Regions from separate parts of the Homo sapiens genome. Here region 1 is linked to region 2. Evidence: chromatin loops called from intact Hi-C (ENCODE). Cell type or tissue: PC-3. All regions are shown on one strand. Links, peaks and the distances in the headings refer to the core of each region. The heading gives the core; the rest is flanking DNA.

The links. Peaks named below come from ENCODE experiments on the same cell type or tissue, not always from the same donor. Only the 100,000 strongest peaks of a DNase experiment are listed, where the experiment ranks them.
Region 1: it touches region 2 in a loop (5-fold over the local background); 4 of 110 quality-filtered maps call a loop at or near these places.

The regions. Positions count from the first base shown.
Region 1 is chr7:88,221,422-88,232,409 of GRCh38, forward strand. It overlaps SRI-AS1 (SRI antisense RNA 1), which reads left to right. Exons shown (of 3, transcript NR_120517.1): 3 at 8,335-8,347. It also overlaps a transcript of SRI not described here. Among named protein-coding and RNA genes, the nearest start is that of SRI, 6.9 kb to the left of the region's middle. RefSeq lists an enhancer at 5,553-5,847. In PC-3, for the core only: no CTCF peak of the experiment used is centred there; a DNase peak (open chromatin) is centred at 5,640; H3K27ac peaks cover 1,775 bases.
Region 2 is chr7:88,276,714-88,287,701 of GRCh38, forward strand. It overlaps STEAP4 (STEAP4 metalloreductase), which reads right to left. Exons shown (of 5, transcript NM_024636.4): 2 at 7,101-7,558; 3 at 5,928-6,455; 4 at 4,202-4,366; 5 at 1-2,915. The coding sequence starts at 7,556. The coding sequence ends at 2,685. Among named protein-coding and RNA genes, the nearest start is that of STEAP4, 25 kb to the right of the region's middle. In PC-3, for the core only: no CTCF peak of the experiment used is centred there; no DNase peak of the experiment used is centred there; H3K27ac peaks cover 1,894 bases.

The sequences.
Region 1 (10,988 bases), core at 3,707-8,706, 54 kb before region 2:
CATCAAGGTAGATGAGACATCTAATGAGTCCCCTGGTCTCTCTTTGGAAGCCTGTTTCTTCAGAAAGAGGTAACCGACTATAAAGAGTAGATGTCAGGGCCGAACTCGATGTTGAGTACAAGCTCAAGACTCAAGTTTGAAAGAAGTATAAAGCATATAAAATATTTTTAAGTACTGCAGAATTAGCTTCGTGGATAAACGGCTATACGAATTGGCATATCAGTTGTCCTTAGACATCTTCCCACTGCTTTACTGCTAAAGAATTGAATTTTTTTTTTAATTACACTTTAAGTTTTAGGGTACATGTGAACATTGTGCAGGTTGGTTACATATGTATACATGTGCCATGCTGGTGCGCTGCACCCACTAACTCGTCATCTAGCATTAGGTATATCTCCCAATGCTATCCCTCTCCCCTCCCCCCACCCCACCACAGTCCCTAGAGTGTGATATTCCCCTTCCTGTGTCCATGTGATCTCATCGTTCAGTTCCCACCTATGAGTGAGAATATGCGGTGTTTGGTTTTTTGGTCTTGCGATAGTTTACTGAGAATGATGATTTCCAATTTCATCCATGTCCCTACAAAGGACATGAACTCATCATTTTTTATGGCTGCATAGTATTCCATGGTGTATATGTGCCACATTTTCTTAATCCAGTCTATCATTGTTGGACATTTGGGTTGGTTCCAAGTCTTTGCTATTGTGAATAATGCCGCAATAAACATACGTGTGCATGTGTCTTTATAGCAGCATGATTTATAGTCCTTTGGGTATATACCCAGTAATGGGATGGCGGGTCAAATGGTAATTCTAGTTCTAGATCCCTGAGGAATCGCCACACTGACTTCCACAATGGTTGAACTAGTTTACAGTCCCACCAACAGTGTAAAAGTGTTCCTATTTCTCCACATCCTCTCCAGCACCTGTTGTTTCCTGACTTTTTAATGATTGCCATTCTAACTGGTGTGAGATGGTATCTCATAGTGGTTTTGATTTGCATTTCTCTGATGGCCAGTGATGATGAGCATTTTTTCATGTGTTTTTTGGCTGCATAAATGTCTTCTTTTGAGAAGTGTCTGTTCATGTCCTTCGCCCACTTTTTGATGGGGTTGTTTGTTTTTTTCTTGTAAATTTGTTTGAGTTCACTGTAGATTCTGGATATTAGCCCTCAAACTATACTACAAGGCTACAGTAACCAAAACAGCATGGTACTGGTACCAAAACAGAGATATAGATCAATGGAACAGAACAAAGCCCTCAGAAATAACGCCGCATACCTACAACTATCTGATCTTTGACAAACCTGACAAAAAGAAGAAATGGGGAAAGGATTCCCTATTTAATAAATGGTGCTGGGAAAACAGGCTAGCCATATGTAGGAAGCTAAAACTGGATCCCTTCCTTACACCTTATACAAAAATCAATTCAAGATGGATTAAAGATTTAAACGTTAGACCTAAAACCATAAAAACCCTAGAAGAAAACCTAGGCATTACCATTCAGGACATAGGCATGGGCAAGGACTTCATGTCCAAAACACCAAAAGCAATGGCAACAAAAGACAAAATTGACAAATGGGATCTAATTAAACTAAAGAGCTTCTGCACAGCAAAAGAAACTACCATCAGAGTGAACAGGCAACCTACAAAATGGGAGAAAATTTTCGCTACCTACTCATCTGACAAAGAATTGAATTTTAATGGAGTGTTGCAAATTCAATTCTTACAATTATTGCTAACAAATTGGTCAGCTGCTAATACTTTAGTTTGCTGGAAAAAATTGTGGCAACTTATAATACCATCAGACATATATATAATAATAAAAATATGCCAGATCCTCATCGCATTTTACTTATTTGCTTAATCTTAATAAAAACCCATGGGATAGGTACTATTGTCATTCCTATTATACAGTTTTGAGGAAGGGGAAGGAACAGAACAGAGCTGAGCTATGCTGCCAAGCCATCTGACTCTAGAGTCTGTGCTCTACACCCAGGGGCAGGTAAAGGGCCAGGTAGTAAATATTTTAGGCCTGTGGGCCATACAGTCTCTGTATGAGAGAGTCTACATACATAGTGGTATGTAGACTATGTAGTCATAGTGGTATGGCCAAATACCACTCAACTCTGCTGTGTAGGCCACAAGTATCCATAGACAATAGATAAATGAATGGATGTCGCTGGGTTCCAATGCAACTTTATTTATAGACACTGAAATTTGAATTTCATATGACATGAAATATTATGCTTAATTTTATTTTTCCAACCATTTAAAAATGTAAATATTATTCTGAGCTCTTGGATGTACAGAAATAGGAGGTGGGTCAGATTTGGCCTTTGGGCAGTAGTTTACCAACCACTGCTGGAAGCCCCTCCAGAATGCGGGCTTATGACTCTGGCAGTTTAGCACTTTAGCAAATGATTTGCTGACTGTAAGATAAAGCCTATGGGTAGAATACAGTTATTTGTCAGAACGATTTACTAAGTCCTAAAAAAAAGACTGTAGGAGGGTTGTGACAACAGCATGGGTTAGGGAGAGAACTATGTGAGGTTTATAGATAGGATGCAGGTCATGGTTATTTTGGGAAGTCATTGGAATTACAGAAACCTTTCTGATCATATACTCCAATCCTGCTGTTTACAGAAGAAAAGACCAAGGCTGAGAGATGGCAAATATCTGGCCCCAGCTCTTGAAGAGCAGACCTAGCCAGATGTAGATATTTCACCCTTCCCAATTAAAGCTGTGACAGTAGATAAACATGCTCTCAGAGAGAATCCCATTCTTTTGTGGTACACCTTCCCTAATTATGTTTTCAAGACAAACGGCAGTGTGGACACTTTCTTATTCCTGGAGAAAAGTTAATATAAAGCTCTACATATAGTATCCAACCTGGACTTCTTCGCTCAGATAAGTGGTGAAAGAAATAGTGTCTAACTAAGTAACTGTAGTTATTTCACCATACCTGCAGTTGAATTAACCATAGGTCTTCACTTGTTAGGAAGAAATGAGCAATGACATTTGCCAATTTAAAGTTTCAATTTTTGTTTAGTTCTGATCTGGGTGTGGCACCTCATGATTTAAAGACCTCTGCCTTAGAGAGAAGCTCAGATCTCCAAATGTAAGTGGAAATGAGCATTTGATAACAACATAGGTAACCAATTAATAGTATCTCCACTTTCTTAAGATTGTTGGGAAAGAGTGTGAAGCCTATGATGTTCATTTGGGAATAAAAGCCACCCTTTTTCTTGAACTGTCCGGAGTAAGAGCTCAGTTAATCATGCTATTATGTAATTTTTTCAAGGGATAGAAAACTTCCACTATTGATGTTTTAGTGCTTGCATGTAGAGTTTAACTGGTCCCTGGCATATTGTAGATGGTAATGAATCATCAACCACAGCTCTTCAAACAACTTCTGCTACAATAGAAATGTTTGATAACTATGCCACACAATAACTAATCACATATGGCTATTGAGCCTGTGAAATGAGGAACTAAAATTTTAATTTAGTTTAATTTAAAATGGAATAGCTGTGTGGCTAGTGCTACCCTCTTGAACAGCACAGGGACCCTTTCATCTGTGTTGGCTTCCTCCTCCCTGGAACTCAGAGAAAGCAAACTCATTCTACTTGCCTGGAATAGGCATGATAAGCAAGATAAATCAGTTATTAACAAAACACAGCAAGGGCAGTCATCAGCTCTGTGACAAACGTTCCCATGTTCCTGTTCCTACAGAATAGATTCTCACTGACCTGTTCCTTCCCTTAATGAAGCTCTGAGCTGGAGTTGATGATCAGGATTAACCAGGAAGCTGATGTTGGAGGAATTTATTATGGCTAAATATATATGCCTATATACATATATGTGTATGTATGTATATCATTGTACATATGTAAATATATGTGTGTATTTTTACAAACACACACACACTTTATATATATACTTTCTTATCATTAGGGCTGTCAAAAATGACCTTCCAAAGATGAGTTCCCCATCACTAGAAGTGATCAAGAAGAGGCTGTCAGTGATGCTAAAGGGCAGTTTTGTACTTTGAGTAGGGGCCTGGATGAGTTAATGCTCTATGGACTACAAAGTATTTTCTGATGGCCTACTTAAACTTTACCCAGCCATGCCAGTTAGATTATTTCTACTTTACAAGATGAGGAAACTGAGACTCTGACTTGCTGAAGGTTACCAGACTAATAGCAATTCCAGTATTAATTGCTTATCTTGTCACTTCAGATCTTTTCTCAACCTCACGCTATTCTCTCAGGACTCTTCCTTTTAAGATTATGCAATTTCTATTGGATCAAGAATTTGGAGACATTGTTTTTTCTTTTCCTGAACAGAATGTGTTTCAGAAATCAGAATATTAAATTTAAAGCAATTGTCTAAAATAATGTACATCTAGGTAATGCTATTACTATCAATGATAAGAGTTCATTTTAGTGCAGATAATTATTTTTTGATGAACAAGATGTAAATATGCATGGCTAAAGGGGTAGCTAAAGGGAGGTCAAGAAATGAATGCAAGAACTGGCTGTAATTAGTTTTTGTCTGAGGCTTGTACTGATTATCAAGTCTCTACATCTTTTACTTGTGACCATTACCATGTCTGGGACCACATAGAAAGCAGAATATTGAATACTGGACCTGTATGCTCAGGTAGAAAATCACCTGTGTTCAGCACCAGTGTTCTCTTAGGATGACTCTTCCTAAGAACATTGGACTAGTATATTATGGGGGTGTTAATTCTAAAAGCTAATTTTTGCAACCTAGGTCTATTTTTTCATAAAGGTCACTTTATGACTGGTTCTCAGGCAAGCCCTCGAAAGTTCTTTAAAGCCTTCATTGTTCTCCTAAAGAGAAGCAGTCCTGGAGCCGGGGTAGAGCAGGGTAGGAACCCAAGAGCACCTAGGGCTTGGTTATTGCCCATCCCCATTCGCATCTCAGTCCCTTTATCCAGCCAATCTTGATGTCGCAAAGTTTACACAGAACCAGAGATAAATAGAGAAGCCAGACTTGTGGAGAGAGGAGGGGAAGATAATACAATCTCCATCTGTTCAATAAGCTGGGAGAGGAGGGAATTTGGGAAGAAAAATTCCCAATTATTCATATTGCAGCTCTGGGGAAGGAAGAATGACTGTTCTTGAGTCCTAGGTGCCTAGGTACAGTAGATATTTCCAGAATGCCAAAATTCCATGAAGCATATATATAAGTCAGCTACATGTAAATTGGGAGCTTCTTAATTAAAATAAGATATCTCTTACTTTATATAATTATTTTTCAGTAGTTACTTGCCTCTTTTCCATAGCTGGGAAATCAGTGGCAAAGCTGAGAAAGGAACCTGGATTAATTGATTCTCAGCTTGGAAACCCATGGATCAGTAGAACTACAAAGATTAGGAACTTTCTTATTCCTGATTAGTAGAATTAGAACATTGGAGCTGCATGGAATAGTCTAATATTATATACATATCATTTACTTGCCTGCATCTTGAGTTGAAGTCTTATAGGTAGAAGCTGGTGATCCTTAGAGGATTGCCTTCTTGCAGAGTGGCCAAATAGAAGAATCAAGAAGTATAAACTGTAATAGCAGATGAATCACATTGCCCTCTTGACCTCTGGAAATCAGTAACCAACTATAAACATTACTCAACAGTGTAGGCAGATTTCCAATTAGCCCTATAGAGGCCCTCTATGAAATATGTTTATTTCATTGTTACAAAGAATGACCTATCTAAGGCAGCTAGGAACCAATAACAACAGTATTAAACACACATACAGGTAAATATTTGACATTCCTTCAGGATTATTATCTCTGTCTGAGAATTCTGAAGACCTGCAGGGCTTTGTGTTGGAACAGTCATATGTGGGAGCTGGCTCATACTGGCCAGTGAGCCTATTTTCAGGCATTTTTCCAGCCTTTTTTTTTTTTTTTTTGAGAGAGTCTCGCCCTGTCTCCTAGGCTGGAGTGCAGTGGCGCAATCTCAGCTCACTGCGACCTCTGCCTCCCCAGTTCAGGCAATTCTCTGCCTCAGCCTCCTGAATAGCCGGGATTGCAGGCACTTCCCACCACGCCCAGCTAATTTTCGTGTTTTTAGTAGAGACAGGGTTTCACCATCTTGGCCAGGCTGGTCTTGAACTCCTGACCTCATGATCCACCCACCTCGGCCTCCCAAAGTGCTGGGATTACAGGCGTGAGCCACGGTGCCTGGCCTTTTCCAGCCTATTTTTAAACACTGCCAATCGTATAATTAGAAATTTTTTAACTTACTGAAAATCAAGATAATAAATACTCCAAATGCATCAATTTTTAATGATTTTTCTATATGGGTAGTATGTAATTTTGTGCTGTTGGATGTTAATTCTCAATTCCAGACTCAGTCATACCATGTTAGTAGTTTGAATTTGCGAAAAGTTAGTAGTTTATTCCACTATGTTGGGAATATTTACACCCTGGAAATCAGTTTGCACTACAAACAAAAGACTCATTTATTTTTATTTATTTATTTATTTTTTTTTTAATTGTGTACTCTAGATTTGGAGGTGGCATTTTGGAGAATATGTTAATAAGGTTTAAAGTTAAAAGTGTGTTGTGGCCGGGCACGGTGGCTCACACCTGTAATCCCAGCACTTTGGGAAGCCGAGACGGGCGAATCACGAGGTCAGGAGATCAAGACCATCCTGGCTAACACGGTGAAATCCCATCTCTACTAAAAATACAAAAAATTAGCTGGGCATGGTGGCGGGCGCCTGTAGTCCCAGCTACTTGGGAGGCTGAGGCAGGAGAATGGCATGAACCCGGGAGGCGGAGGTTGCAGTGAGCCAAGATTGCACCACTGCACTCCAGCCCGGGCGGCAGAGCAAGACTCCATCTCAAAAAAAAAAATTTTAAAAAGTGTGTTGTATCTACAGCCTTTACATTGTGAATTGCATGAACAGTTAAGGAAATATTTTCCCAGAAATATGACATCTACAAAGAAACACACTAATTATCCAGCAACAGATTTCAATGAGAAAGAAATTTATAAAAATCCTTGAAAAATAATTCAAAATAATGATACTAGAGAAGTTCAGTGAGACATAAGAAGACCCAAATAAACAATATAATGAAATCAGGGAAATAATTAGGGACATGAGTGAAAAGTTTACCAAAGAGAGATATCATGGTAACCAAACAGAAATCCTGGATTTTATTTTATTGAATGAAGTAAAAAGTACATTCAAGAGCTTCAACAATGGATTATATCAAGCAGAAAAAAGACCTTCAGAACTTGAAAACAGATCTTTTGAAATAATCCAGTCAGACAAAAATAAAGAAAAAAATAAAAAGAATGAACAGAGCATAAGGGACACCATAAAGTGATCAAATATTCAAGTTTTCAGTGTTCCAGAAGGTGAAGAGAGGACCAAAGGAATAGAAAACCTATTTAATGAAATAATAGCTGAAAACTTCCCAAGTCTAGCAACAGATTTAGATATCCAGATACAAAAAGTTCAGAAATCCCCAAATAGATACAATTCAAGAGAATCTTCTTCATGACATGTTATAGTCAAACTTTCAGCAAAGGAAACAATCAACAGAGTAATGAGACAACTTGTTGAATGGGAGAAAATATTTACAAAAATTATTCATCCAACATGGGACTAATATCCAGAATATACAAGGAACTCAAACTATTCAACAAGAAAAAAACAAATAATCTCATTAAAAAGTAGGCAAAAGACATGAATAGACACTTCTCGAAAGAAGACATACAAATGGCCAAATGGGTATAGTTTAAAATGCTCAACATCACTAATCATCAGGGAAATGTAAATTAGTGGAGTTCTCACGAATGGACTAGTGCCCCAGAGAGCAGCCTTGTCCTTTCATCATATGAGGACACAGCTAGAAGATGCCATCTATGAACCAGAAAGCGGGTCTTCACCAGACACTGAATCTGCCTTGATCTTGGATTCTGCAGCTTTCAGACTTTGAGAAATAAATTTCTGTTGTGTATAAGCCACCTGGTTTATGACATTTTATTATAGCAGCCTGAACTAAGACAACACCCTTTATGTCAGTTAAATTTACAATTACCTTACGTACATATATACGTACATATAAGGTCCCACCCTGCCCCATCTTGGAAAGCTACTTGTTAAACATTTACCAGCACACCACTAAAGGGCAAGAAAGTGTCATTTGAACTCAGTGACTTAGGGAAATATATCTTGGCTTCAGGCTGTGGATAGAGATTTTCAAGCACATCTAGGAAGTATTTCAAAAGGTAATTTAGGAAAAATTTCAAAAGATAATCTTTAGGCCCTTCACATGCTCCTATCTTCCAGGTTCTGGAAGCAGCTATCGCAAGTGCTTAAATGTTCCTCCTGTGACTCTGTGACTGTCCAAAGTCCCTGTTTCCAGTTCAGCTTTCTTTGAAAAGCCCTTGAGCTTTAATATCACCATCATGCCTCATTAAAACTCCTATTCACTGGGTGCAGAAGACTGCTTATTACTGAAAGTAATTTGACTAAAACATAAATACTGCAAAATGTAAGTATATTTTAATTTCATTATATATTCTTTGTCCATACTATTTTTATGGCTGCAGAGTATTCAATCATATGAGCCTTTTACACTTTAGTTAATCAATACCAAATTATTTAGATTTTAACTAAATTTTTATTATTACACACAATGCTGAAATAAAAAGATCATAGTTTAAATTTTGCTCACATCTTGAATTGCTTTCTTGGACATATTCTTAAAACTAGATTTACTGTTTTTGAGATTAAGGTTTTTGAGAAATTCTGGATAGCTATTGCAAATCGCCTCCCAGGAAGTTAGTAACTGATTTATCCTATCATCAGTAGAATATTAGAGCATTTAGGTCCATACATAGAGAGGTACACAGTTATGTGCAATGACATCATTGCATGTATCTTCCTCTATAGACTTGAATTGTAGACTGAGTTGTTAAGATTATCACTGGGTTTTGAGTTTATGTGCAATTTTTCTTTATTATTCCGTATGTGTAATTTGTAGTATTTTTTACATTGAACATTAAAAGAGGAGTACTATTAATTGAAACAAATAAATAAGATTTGTTACATTAACACAGTTCTGCCCTTAACACAATTAAAAGATAAATGACAGACTAGAAAAAATATTTGCAACATCTCTAACAGTGGGTTTATATCCTACGTGTAAAATATAAATCAGTAAAATGGAGAATGTTTTTGATAGAATAATCCTGTCATTGGCCTACTCTGTGCTTTGCCCCACCACCCTCTCACTTATAACCCAAAACACACACACACGCACACACACACACACACACACACACACACACACCCTTTCCCTCTTGCCCTACTTGCATCCACCATCACCTACAATCTGGTATCCACCCACATTCACGTGTACAACCTGCCCTCAGTACTCATTCTTCTTATACTTCTGCATTCCCACACTGAGCCTTACCCTCACACGCCCATACCAACCTTTATCTATAGTCCCACACACATGCACGCACACAGAGACACCTCTGCCCTACCCACCCTCACCTACCCCCTTCTACAATCCTGCATATACATGCACACCTTCACCCATACATACCCACCCTCGCCTACAAACCTATATCCACGCATATTCATACCTGACCACAACTACCTAACCAGCGGTTTGATGCCACACTTTAGAAAGGTTCATACACCCTACTTTTAAAAACCATCATGATTTAGGCTGGAATTAGTAAACTGCTATTTGATTTTACAGATAAAGTTTCAAAAGGTTAAATAATTGAACAAGGTCACACTGCTAGCAGTTTCTAAGAGTCCTAAAAAGAACACAGGTGTCTGAAGCTCTGTCCAATGTTCTGTCATTCACATCACAGCTGTCTACATACGTCTCTTTGAAACAACCTGAACTCTTCTCTCAATATAAAATTGAGGTGAAATACCAAATTAAGGCACATGGGTCCGTTATTGCCAAAGTGATGGATTTCCTGACAACCATTCCACCCAGAAGATTTTTTTTCCCAGAACTAATAATCCCATCCCCGTTGCTGGTGATTAACTTAATAACGAGCATGACAATCAACAAACAGATTGAAAAGGCAACCTACTCAGAATGGGAGAAAATATGAAACCATATACCAGAGATGAAAGTAATATCCAGAATATATAAAGAATTCCTACAACTTGATAACAAAAACACCCCAATCTAAAAATGGACACAGAATTTAAATAGACATTTCTCCAATGAAGATGGCCACCACACATGTGAAAAGATGCTCAACATCACTAATCATCAAGGGAAATGCAAATCAAAACCACAATAGCACAATGAGATATCATTTCAGACCCCGTATGATGTTAGGATGGCTACTTTCAAAAAAACAGAAAATAAGTGTTGGTAAGGAAACACCTGCACACTGTTGATGGGATTATAAAATGGGCAGCCACTATGGAAAATAGTATGGAGGTTCCTAAAAAAACTGCAATTAGAATTCCCATATGATCCAGTCATCTCCTACTGCATATATATCCAAAAGAATTGAAAGCAGGATCTTGAAAAGATATCTGCTCTCCTATGTTCATGCAGCATTATTCACAACAGCCAAGATGTAGAGGTGATTCAAATGTCCATCAGTGAATGAATAGATAAAGAAATGTGGTATATACATACAATGGAATCTTAGCCTAAAAAAGAAAGAATTCCTGTCATATGCTACAGCATGGATGAACCTTGAGGACCTTATGGTAAGTGAAATGAGCCAATCAGAAAAAGATGGGTGCTAGATGATCCTACTTATGTGAGGTATCTGAAGTAATAAAACTCATGGAAATGAAAGTAGAATAATGGTTACCAGGGGCTGGGGGAGGGGAAAACACCATGTTGTTCAATGGGTATAGAGTTTCAGTCATGCGTGCGGAAAACGTTCTAGAGATCCGTTGTACAACAATGTGCATATCACAACATTACTGAACTGTACACTAAAAAA
Region 2 (10,988 bases), core at 2,221-7,220:
ATTTCATAGTTTTGGGAGCAGGGAGGTTGTGGGAAGGACAGAAGGAGAACTTGGGCTTTCTTTGGTCAGCTGGTGGGGCTTGGAGCACTTGTGGTTGGGGCCAAAGGTCAGGTCTGGAAATGCAGCTATTATGCCAAAACCATCAGAGTGCTCTTTAGCTTCAGGCTTCATGAATTGCTTTTAACTACTCAGGTAGAGCATTTTTACTAGGCTATAAAAGTAGAGTTCATTTTTTTCTATAGGTCAGCATTTTACCTATGGATGGCATTTTCTATTTTCGGTGACGGACTATGAGCCAGGATAAACACATTACTCTCTTCTTTAACAAAAAGAGCATGGTTAACTCCAAAGACTTCTCTAGACCAGCCTGGATGGTACCTAAACTTTAATCAACCAATGCTCAAGTAAAAGAGCAGTATCCAGCCCCAGCACACCTAACTGTTTTGCATAACATAGGTGAGTAGTGACATTTTCCTTATCTTTTCCACTGATACTGTAGGGTCAGCACCGTATACCATGACTCTACTCAATGTCGTCCAACTTTTTGTATCCTTGCTTGGGTTTATCAAAGATAAGTTGAAGGAGCGTGTGTTCTGTGTACCTTTGCAACCAGTTATAAATAAACGCAAATTGAAATAAAAAAGACAATCTACAATGGTGCGATGAAAGCAACACCCTCATCCAATGGTAATTAAATTGATAAGGTCACTTTAGAAATGGCTTGGCAACATTATCAGTGCAAAGATATTATCTGAAATGTTATTTATTTTAGTAAAAAATGGATATAGTCTACATGTTTAATAAGGAAAGAGGTTTGAAAAATGCCTATTTGATGTGATATTATGCAGCCATTAAGAAAATATATTACGTAAGGCCAGATTCATGCCTGTAATCCCAGTGCTTTGTGAGGCGGAGGCAGGCAGATCACTTGACGCCAGCATTTCAAGACCAGCCTGACCAATGTGGTGAAACCCTGTCTCTACTAAAAGTACAAAAATTAGCTGGGCATAGTGGCACATGCCTGTAGTCCCAGCTACTCGGGAGGCTGATGAACAAGAATCACTTGAACCTGGGAGGAGGAGGTTGCAGTGAGCTGAGATCGTGCCACTGCACTCCAGCCTGAGCGACAGAGCAAGACTGTCTCAAAAAAATAAAAAAGAAAAAAATAATAAAAAGGAAAACAAAGCCTTTAGAAAAACAAAGCCTTTGAAAAAGGATGTAAAATTGAATATATAGATACAATTATTTTTAAAAAGTTTTATAGAAAAATATCCTGGATTGTTGATGTTGTTTTAATATATTTTAATCATTTTTGTATAATGTCATGTATAATATGTTATAATGAAAGTAAAAAAAAAAAAAGGTCTTAGCAGAGCAGGCAGAAAAATGCCAAACTCAGTGCCTTTTAGTTATTTTGATATGTGGGAAGATCATGCATAAGGCTCCTTTTAGCTCATTGCTTGAGCTAGGAAGGTTAATCCCCCTGAAGGTCACCTTGGAAAGGGTACTATCAGCACAGAAAAACAGTGAGAACCATCCTAAATTTCAGCAAGGATTTGAGAAAGATCCAAATTTCACATAATGATGAATCTTCACACCTCTCTGCCCTATGATTTTCCGTAATTTTCGATCATCTATGCATTGTTCAAATTTATACCTGCAGACTATTCATTTAATTTTACTCCTTACAATTATAATAGACTAAGACAGATATAGAAGCTACTTATTTACACTAGAAATTAATTTAATAGATGAAAAATATTGAGCAATATTTGGAATATAAAATTTACAAAGCATATTATAATACCTAAATAATACTTAACCTAATATAGTGCAATTTTACAATATTTATTTAGCTTGCTGTCTAAAATTCTGGTTTCTTTGAACTTTTTGATCAAGAACTTTTATCAACCCTTCTTTGCTTATTGCACAATGCAAGTGAAATCCAAGGGGATATCCCTCCATTTTTATTCAGTCTTTCCTATACCTATTCTTTATAGAGGAAGAATTACATGCCAGCTCTATAGATACGTATGTATCCAAGACATGGATACTTTTAATCAATTGTAAATTTTTCTTGTGTTATAAAAATAGTTCCTCTCAGTAAATATCTGTATTAAGAAAAGCAAAGTCAAGGGGTCATTTCACTAGAATTCATCATGGTAATATTTATGTTTGCCTTTACTTCCAAAAAACAACAAAAACCTCATTCCCTTTTTACATTTCATGTGACCCACTTCCTCAGATATACCTAATAAAGCCTTTATCAGTGGTCACCATTGTGCTGTTTTTCCTTTCACTTAACTCAGCCCTTGAGCCAGAGAAGGAAGCTGCAATACTTCTATTGGATTTTGCAAGACATTAGGTCATGCATGTTGCCCATAACAAGGAAACTCTTTAGTGTGAAACCACAAGGCTAGTCTCAATCTCAGCTCCATGGCCTCTGGGAAAATAAGAGTCAGGGACCTGCACTGATTCTTCACTAACCTGAGATAAAATGGTGTTCTCTTCCAGTATGTCAGTCAATTTCTCAAAGACAAGCAATGTTTCCCTCAGTCACGGTGTAAGAAAAAAACTTTCCTAACTGTACCCATCATTCTTCTTTAAACATTCAAAACCATAGTTCAGAAATCCAGCTAAATTGAACTTTGTTTTAAATATTGATTTTCCATTCAATGCTTTTTCTAGTGTTTTGAGTTCCTTTCCCAGCCCTGGCGGATCCTTGTAAGGGTGTTGTCTACACATGGCATGATTAGGACAAACTTGATCACCAGCACAGTGCAAGGAATGATAAGCCCTAACACGTAGGCTGCAGGAAGATACCATCTGAGATTTGAAGGGCTGAGGAATCTCTTCCCACCGTACACCAGGGTGTGGGCTGTACACAAGATCAGGGTCAAATAACCCAGTTTGGACTATAAACAAGAAACAAAAATATGTAAGTTAACATTATTTACATCTTAAAGTGAAACACTCTAAGCCAGTGACAGATATTTGTCAACAACCACAAACATTTGAGACCTATAATGTTTAGGACACTTTGCCAAGTACTGAAAAAAAGCACTAACCCTTCTTCAGGATGGTAAATACTTCATTTAAAACAAGATTATTTCTTACAAATGACATAGTAGCTTCACCTTAACCTAGCTGGATGGAAAAGTTTCCCAGGAGTAAACTCTTCCAAGTTAGAATAAATAATGTAGCTTGTCTTGGTTCCCAAAGGTGAAACTCTTTTATTTATCATCTTTTCTAGAGGTCAGAGATGAATATGACACAGTATGACCTCAAGAAGCACCATCTTAGTATATGTTACTGACTAAAACCAGATCCTAGCTCATTTCTATCACAATAAAGAGCAATAGCCAATCTTGTTTCAGCCTACATTTTAAAGCTTATTGTTTATTTCTGCCTTAATACCTTGAACAAAACTGCTAATGAGAACATGTTGACTGCATTTGGTCCCTGGGAGAAATTGCAAGACTTAAGATTCCAATAGTTCTATAAAATTCTAACCTAATTTTAAAGACTAATGCTCTTTTCTATTATACTCATAATAAGCATGCATCAGAATCATCTTGAAGGCTCATTAAATTTCTGGGCCACAGGTTCAGAGTTTCTGATTCAGTAGGCCTGGGCATGGCCTGGGGCTTTGTGTATCTAACAAGTTTCCAGGTGATGCAGATGCTGCTGGTCCTGGTGCCATATTTTGAGGACCACTGGTCTACAAGAATGTGTAGTTACTAACTGCCTTTAAAGAGGGGTTGGTTGGTGCTTGACATGTGGAAGAAAACAATTTTCCCTCTTACAGAAGAGCATTAAGTCTTCCGGTGTGATGACATCTATCAAATCTTGCTGTGAAGATTTTAAACTTTATCTCAACATCTGGTTTTCCATATCTGTATGTCCATGTTGTAAGGTTAATTTTTTAGATGGTGAAATTTTGTCTTGGGGTTTCTTTTTGCCTTGTACCTAGTACATCTCCACACATAAATTGTAATAGTTCTTAGTATTTTTCACCCTATAGTCTTAGCTGTAGATATGGAGGCAGTCAGGAATCTTGGCGAGTATTAAGAAATCAAATCATTATGGATTCTGCCTTTTGTACCTGGGTTCAACATTTTCTAATTTGAATTTTTAAATATGATTGCTAGGGAAGTGATGGAGCAAAATGAAAAGTTAGGAATGAACTTGAAGTTCTTACCTGGACAAATCGGAACTCTCTCCAGTTGACTGCATTGCTAACAGATGGCAAAGAAGTGATTCCCAAGAGTACAAACAGAAAAAACCCAAGTATTCCCAAAGCCACATATGAATCACTGAGCCAGGCTGAGGAGGTGCTAAATGGATTCTCCTTCTTGAGTATTGCCTAAGAAAAATTATAAGCAATTACAAAACTACATTTTTACAAACTACATTTTACAAACTGCCCACACTTTGACAGTGGGCACAAATTATTTGCTCAAAGCAAATTGTATGGCATTTCTTAAAAATTATTTTAAAATAACTTTAGTGAAAAATACACTTAGAAATTATATTTTTTGGCAAAAAAAGTAATTGGTTCTGTTTGGACTTGATTCTAGGAGTTGTGTAGAAAGTTTCGATTTTCCCTGTAAATTCTAAAAGACAGTAAACACTCACTTAAACCTTCATTACCATCTGCATTTTGTTCCCCAAGCAAAACTTGATGTTCTCAAACAATTACATCAGAATTCTGTTTTTCTGCTTTATATGTGGATTACTCACACTCTCAAAGTGGGTTCTTTCATGTTTATTATACATGATAATAAATACATCATAATATAATACATCAGTCTTGCACCACAAGTTGAGAGGAATCAGACACTTGTAGTGTGACTCTTACCCAGGAAACTTACATGTATTTGTTGGGAAAATAATGTAGAGAAACCCATAGAAGCATCATTAATGACTAACTAATAATTTTTGAGACTGAAGTAAGATCTATCAAAACTAGCTATTTCTAAACTAGAACTGACTTATAGCACTTCCTCTGAGAATGTCTTAAAACTCCTTCAGCTGATTCTCACTGAATCTTTTGATTATGCATAAGACAATATTTGATATTTGCTCAGAATTATTTGGTTTTCTAGTTATTGAGGTCAACTTCCCCCAAGTCAAACATTAAGGGAATTATAAGCGCTCTTTTGTGAATTTGTTTGCTTTAGTGTGGCACATATTTGGTTAGCCCTCTTACTTAAAAGATGGTTGGTTTTGACTTCCAAAAGGAAGTAACATGCCTAAGAATAGAAGCTTGAAAACACACTAGTTAACATTTGACTGCCAACCAAAGGAATTCAAGTAGGTGTCTTTAGGTTTCTTGAGCCATGAAATCTGTCAGTTTGCCAATATCTCTATGAGCCCTGGGAATACAGATCTGGACCCAAGCGAACCTGGAAAGTATCATTTTTTTTCTTTCTTTTTTTTTTTTTCTTTTTGAGATGGAGTCTTGCTCTGTCACCCAGGCTGGAGTGCAGTGGCACGATCTCGGCTCACTGCAACCTCTGCCTCCTGGGTTCAAGCGATTCTCCTGCCTCAGCCTCCTGGGTAGCTGGGATTAGAGGTACCCGCCACCATGCCCAGCTAATTTTTGTATTTTTAGTAGAGATGGGGTTTCACCATGTTGGCCAGGATGGTCTTGATCTCTTGACCACATGATTCACCTGCCTCGGAATCCCAAAGTGCTGGGATTATGGGAGTGAGCCACCGCCCCCGGCAAACTTTTATTCTTAATAGTTGTATGAGATCTAAACTGGATTCATTTTAAAAAACTGACATGACATTTCTAATTCTAGTTACTTTAAAAAAGAAGATGCTTAGAAGAGTGACTTTCTATAATTATGAAATGGAATATGATGTAGCAATAGTCTCTGATTTCAGGAGCAGAAGAAAATATATAAGAAGAGATTTACCTGGGTAACGGTTAAGTTTCCCAATCTCCATCGTACATAATATCGAATAGGAATCACAAGTGTGTAGAGGACATGAAGGAAGGCAAATCCCAGAGCTACCAAGCCAAGCTGCTTTCGGCAAAGCATCCAGTGGTCAAGCCAGTCTGGGAATCGACGGTATTTTGTGCCTCGGTACAGTTGTAGAATGGCAGCAATAACACCAGGGAGGTAAACCAAAGCAAGCAGTGTAAGTGCTGTTATTGGAAAGATACGATTTGGAATGGAAATAGCCATACGAAATGTATTATCTTTCTTTTCATAAACATAAGGGTAGATTACGTCTCTTATAACACAATAGAAAAACAAGAAGACACACAGCACAGCAGACAAATAGAAGGGGAACCTCCACATTGGAAATAGCTGCAGGGGGTACTTTTCAATTTCTTTGGCTGCCATGAGTGATCCTTGATCCATTGGAGTAAGTCCAAGATTACGAACAATATCCATCACTCTTTGCTTGGCTTTGCTGTCATTTCCACACACAAACACCTAGTTTAAAAACAGTTAATTAATTCTGTATTTACTCCTTTTCCTTATTTAATAATTATTTTGAAAGGCTACAACAGCACCATGCCAAATGATGACGTAAAACAGTGAACCGATTTTAAAATAAGGATGTAGAATTAACATATGTAACAAGATGTTTTAAACTTGTATGTGGTGTCTTAGATAGGTAAGTACCAGGGTTTTTAGTTGATGATGGTTTTAGGCACATCACACTTATAAAAGACATGGTTCTCCACACTGTGAGTAGTTTGATCTTCTGTGTTTGTGGTGCCGCATCACTTATGAATGCTTCTAATCTCAGTGTATAAATGGAACCAGTTTCATACAAGGTAATGGAAGCAGAAAAGGATATTCACCAAGTATTAGTTTCTAGTACTGACAAGAAGCCTCCAGAGGCTGACACCATGGGGTTCCATCAAACTAAAATCTGAGGGTGCAGACAGTGGGAGATATAACAGTTGACCACCTTATTTGGTCAAGCTCAAGAAAATTATTCACAGCACATATTAGCAAAATGTAATATTTAGTGGGCATTTCATCTTGGAATTATATTTTGGAATCTTTGAGGCAAGTGCACATTTAATGATTCATGTTTTAAAGATTGAGTGTAAATTTGTTTATTCTTACCTGCCGACTTGCATCCAGTGCTCCTGACTGGAGAGCCCAGGCTGAGATGGTGTTAAATGCTTTTACCACGTGGGCTCCTGGCACCAAATGAGCAAGGTACTCTGCATTAGATTCTGGATATTGATTGATTTTGAGGTTGTTGCTGATGTCTACCAATATTTTTCCATTGAGAACCTCAGTTAATTCTGTGAGAAAATCATAATGCTCTCTGTGGATTGCTATGATTATGATGCCAGACTTCTTGGCTGCTTCTGAATAGCTCAAGACTTCTGCACCACTGGGCAGTAGGGTGGTCTTCTGGGGGTTTCGACTTCCAAAAACAACAGAATAACCACACTGGAGCATTTTCAATCCCAGTGATCTTCCAAAATCACCAGTTCCAAAAATACATACAGTCTCTTGCTTTTCTGAAGAATTCATAGTAAGAGGAAGTGCATCTATACAAGTTTTCTCCATAACTGAAAAATAATAACACAAATGCCCAACAAAATATAAATGCTCTGTGCCTGGAAAATTAAAGAGAGCTATATTCAAGAAGTAATGTAATTGACTTGTTGTAATCTAATTATCTTAACTATATTTACCCCCAAATTTGGAAGGAGTAAAAATTGTCATATATATTTCCCCCCAAATTTGGAAGGAGTAAAAATTGTCATATATCTTTTCATATGTGTCTTATTTAACAAAATCACTGGTGAAAAGCTTCTGTTTGATAAAAGGATACAGGGCAAAATCTGACAAAAAATATGCTCCAATAAATTATAGATAAATTCACTTGTTTAGTGATACCAAAAAAAACTAAATAAAACATTAGCAAACACAATCCAGCAGCTTGTTAATAGAAGGTTTATGTTGATCAAATGGGGATTATTCTACAAATGTGAAGATTAGTTCTATAAATTCAATTTTTGAAACTTCATTAATATAACTTAAAAGATTAAAATTTAATTTTATATTAAAAGATTTAAGGAAAAAGTCTGTCATATCTGTGTATGTTAAAAGGACATCTGTTAAAATTCAACATTTATTCTTGATTCATAGTGAAAGAGAAATACATAGATATTTCCTTAACATATAAAAATTATTGATCTTAACCTAAAATTCAGCATTATGCCTAAAAACATTAGTAGAAACATTTCCAACAAAGTCAGGAACCAGACAAATACATCTGCTATGACCACTTTAGTTATTGTTCTGAAAGCTCTAACATAACTAGATCAGAGAAAGAAATCAGAGGTACAGAAATTCAAAAGGGATTCCAGATGATCGAACTAGATCAAACTTTAAAAACTGGGAAAATCAACCAAAAAAGTATCATACATACAAAAATAATTCAACATCTAGGCTGGGAACTCGATTAAAATAAATATTCTTCATATATTAAAAAAGAAACCAGTAAGAAGATTTAATACATGAAAGGATCCTACTTATAGCTGCAACAAAATAAAGACAATATGTAACAAGATAGCAAGATATGTGCAACATATGTATGAAAAATATTTTAAATGCTCTTAAGAATCAGGAGAAGAGAACTTATATAAAAGAAAATGTACAGCATGTTCTTGGATGGCAAGGCTCACACAACGTCAGTTTTCCCTAATTCTATAAATTCTGAAAAGTAGGTTAATAAATGGGATGCTAGTCATATTAAATATTAAAATTTTTATAAAGCTAAAATAATTAAATAATGTGGTACTATCAAAGAAATGGATAAAGTTCTGGCCAGGCACAGTGGCTTATGCCTGTAATCCCAGCACTTTGGGAGGCCAAGGCAGGTGGATCACTTGAGGCCAGGAGTTTGAAACCAGCCTGGCCAACATAGTGAAATCCCATCTCTACTAAAAATACAAAAATTAGCTGGGTGTGTTGACACGCGCCTGTAATCTCAGCTACTCAGGAGGCCACAGCACTCCAGCCTGGGCGACAGAGAGAGACTTTGTCTCAAAAAAAAAAAAAAAAAAGAAAGAAAGAAAAGAAAAAAGAAAAGTAGAAAAATTTTAATGAATAAGTTTTAAAAAAATTCAGAAATGGACCCAAACACATATGATAAAAATAGCATCTCAGGTCAATGAGAAAACAGATTATTTAATAGCTAATGTTGTAATGACCCAACAGGTTTGCCTTGCCTGCTACCTAGACAGAGCTGATTTCTTCATATGAAAGAACATTTCAGCTCTTTATGAGAGTCCCGAAAGTTTTTTCCTTTATTTTAATGTCATAATCTCCAAGGTTATCAGAAACTTGCATTCAAGAGCACCTGTCAAAGTTTTATAGCTGATTATAAAACCATCTCCTAAAGAGGACCAAATCAAGACAACAATTGTCTGCAGATGACAGAAATGTTTTAGGGAAGCCGCAGTCAAAGAAATTGACAAGGAAATTTGTTACCTCTGTGGCACACAAAAATTCAACATAACAATTATAATTATTACTGATAACATATACTGAGGCATATTAGAATTATAGAAATCTTATACAATTTTATAACACATACTAATAACATATTTATATGAGTATAACTCAAAGAAAGTTAAACACCATTTTATATTTGACAATGTTTCCTGCATGATTTTAATACATTAAATAAGCCTAATATATCTTTTTGAACTTCAGGATATCTAATTTTTTTTTTTAAACTTATAATTTGATCTTGGAAGGTTTGTCAAATATCAAAGATTTAAAACACTGGATATCACAAAATAGAGTCCCGTGTCACCATAAGTCATTCATTTACCCAAAATGATAACTCAGGGCTGGGCATGGAGGCGCACGCCTATAGTCCCAGCTACTCTGAGGCTGAGGCATGATAATTGCTTGAACTTGGGAGGTGGAGATTGTAGTGAGCTGAGATTGCACCACTGCACTCCAGCCTGGGCAACAGAGTGAGACTCTGTCCCCTGCCCCCAGAAAACTGCTGTGAGCAATTCCTTCAGGGCCCTCCATACATATAAACACACACACACACACACACACACACACACACACACACACACACGCAAACAATGTAAGATGAACAGAAGGCCTTCAAGACACAGATTCCAGACCCAGTCTCAAACCAAGAGTAGTCCTCCAAACAAGTTCCTTAGTCTCCATCCAATTAGACAACCCCTAATGGGGCTACAGACAGACACTCTGTAATGGGGCTACAGCTACAGACACCTTGTAATGGAGCTACAGGCAGATACCTTGTGATAGGGCTACAGACAGACACCCTGGGAGGTTACTAAGAGACAGCAGCACCTCCAGAGAGGCCAATAAATCAGGAGAAGGAAGGGGCTGTTGGTAGCTGCCTGGAATACTCACCAAATCAGACACCTTGCATTGAGGCTACAGCTACAGACACCCAGTGATGAGGCTACAGTTATGAGATATCTCCCTAGCATTACTTCTCCACTGCAATTGAATCCATGCACATTGGGTCAGCAGCACCCCACTGGCAGAGAGTGCCAGAGTCAGCCCCTAGTCCAAGAGAACTAGGTGGCCACTTGGGTTGGCCTCCAGATCCATCACCAGAGGTGGGCTACAGAGCAGGTAACAACAAAGGCAATCCTGGTCGAGCCCCCAAATTTGTAACTGCCCAATGGATTCACCTTGCCTGCTGCCTAGACAGAGCCAATTTATCATGACAGGGGGATTGCAATGGAGAAGGAGTAATTCAGGCAGAGCTGGCTGTATGGGAGACACGAGTATTATTATTACACAAATCAGTTTCCCAGAGCACGAAGATCAGAGTTCTTAAAGATAATTTAAATTAAAATAGGAGCTCGAAAGTGGGAAGTGCTGATTGGTCAGGTTGGAGATAGAATTATAGAGGGGATCGCAGAAGTGGTTAAGCCAGATTACCAATCTGGGTGGTGTCAGCTGATCCATCCAGTGCAGGGTCTGCAA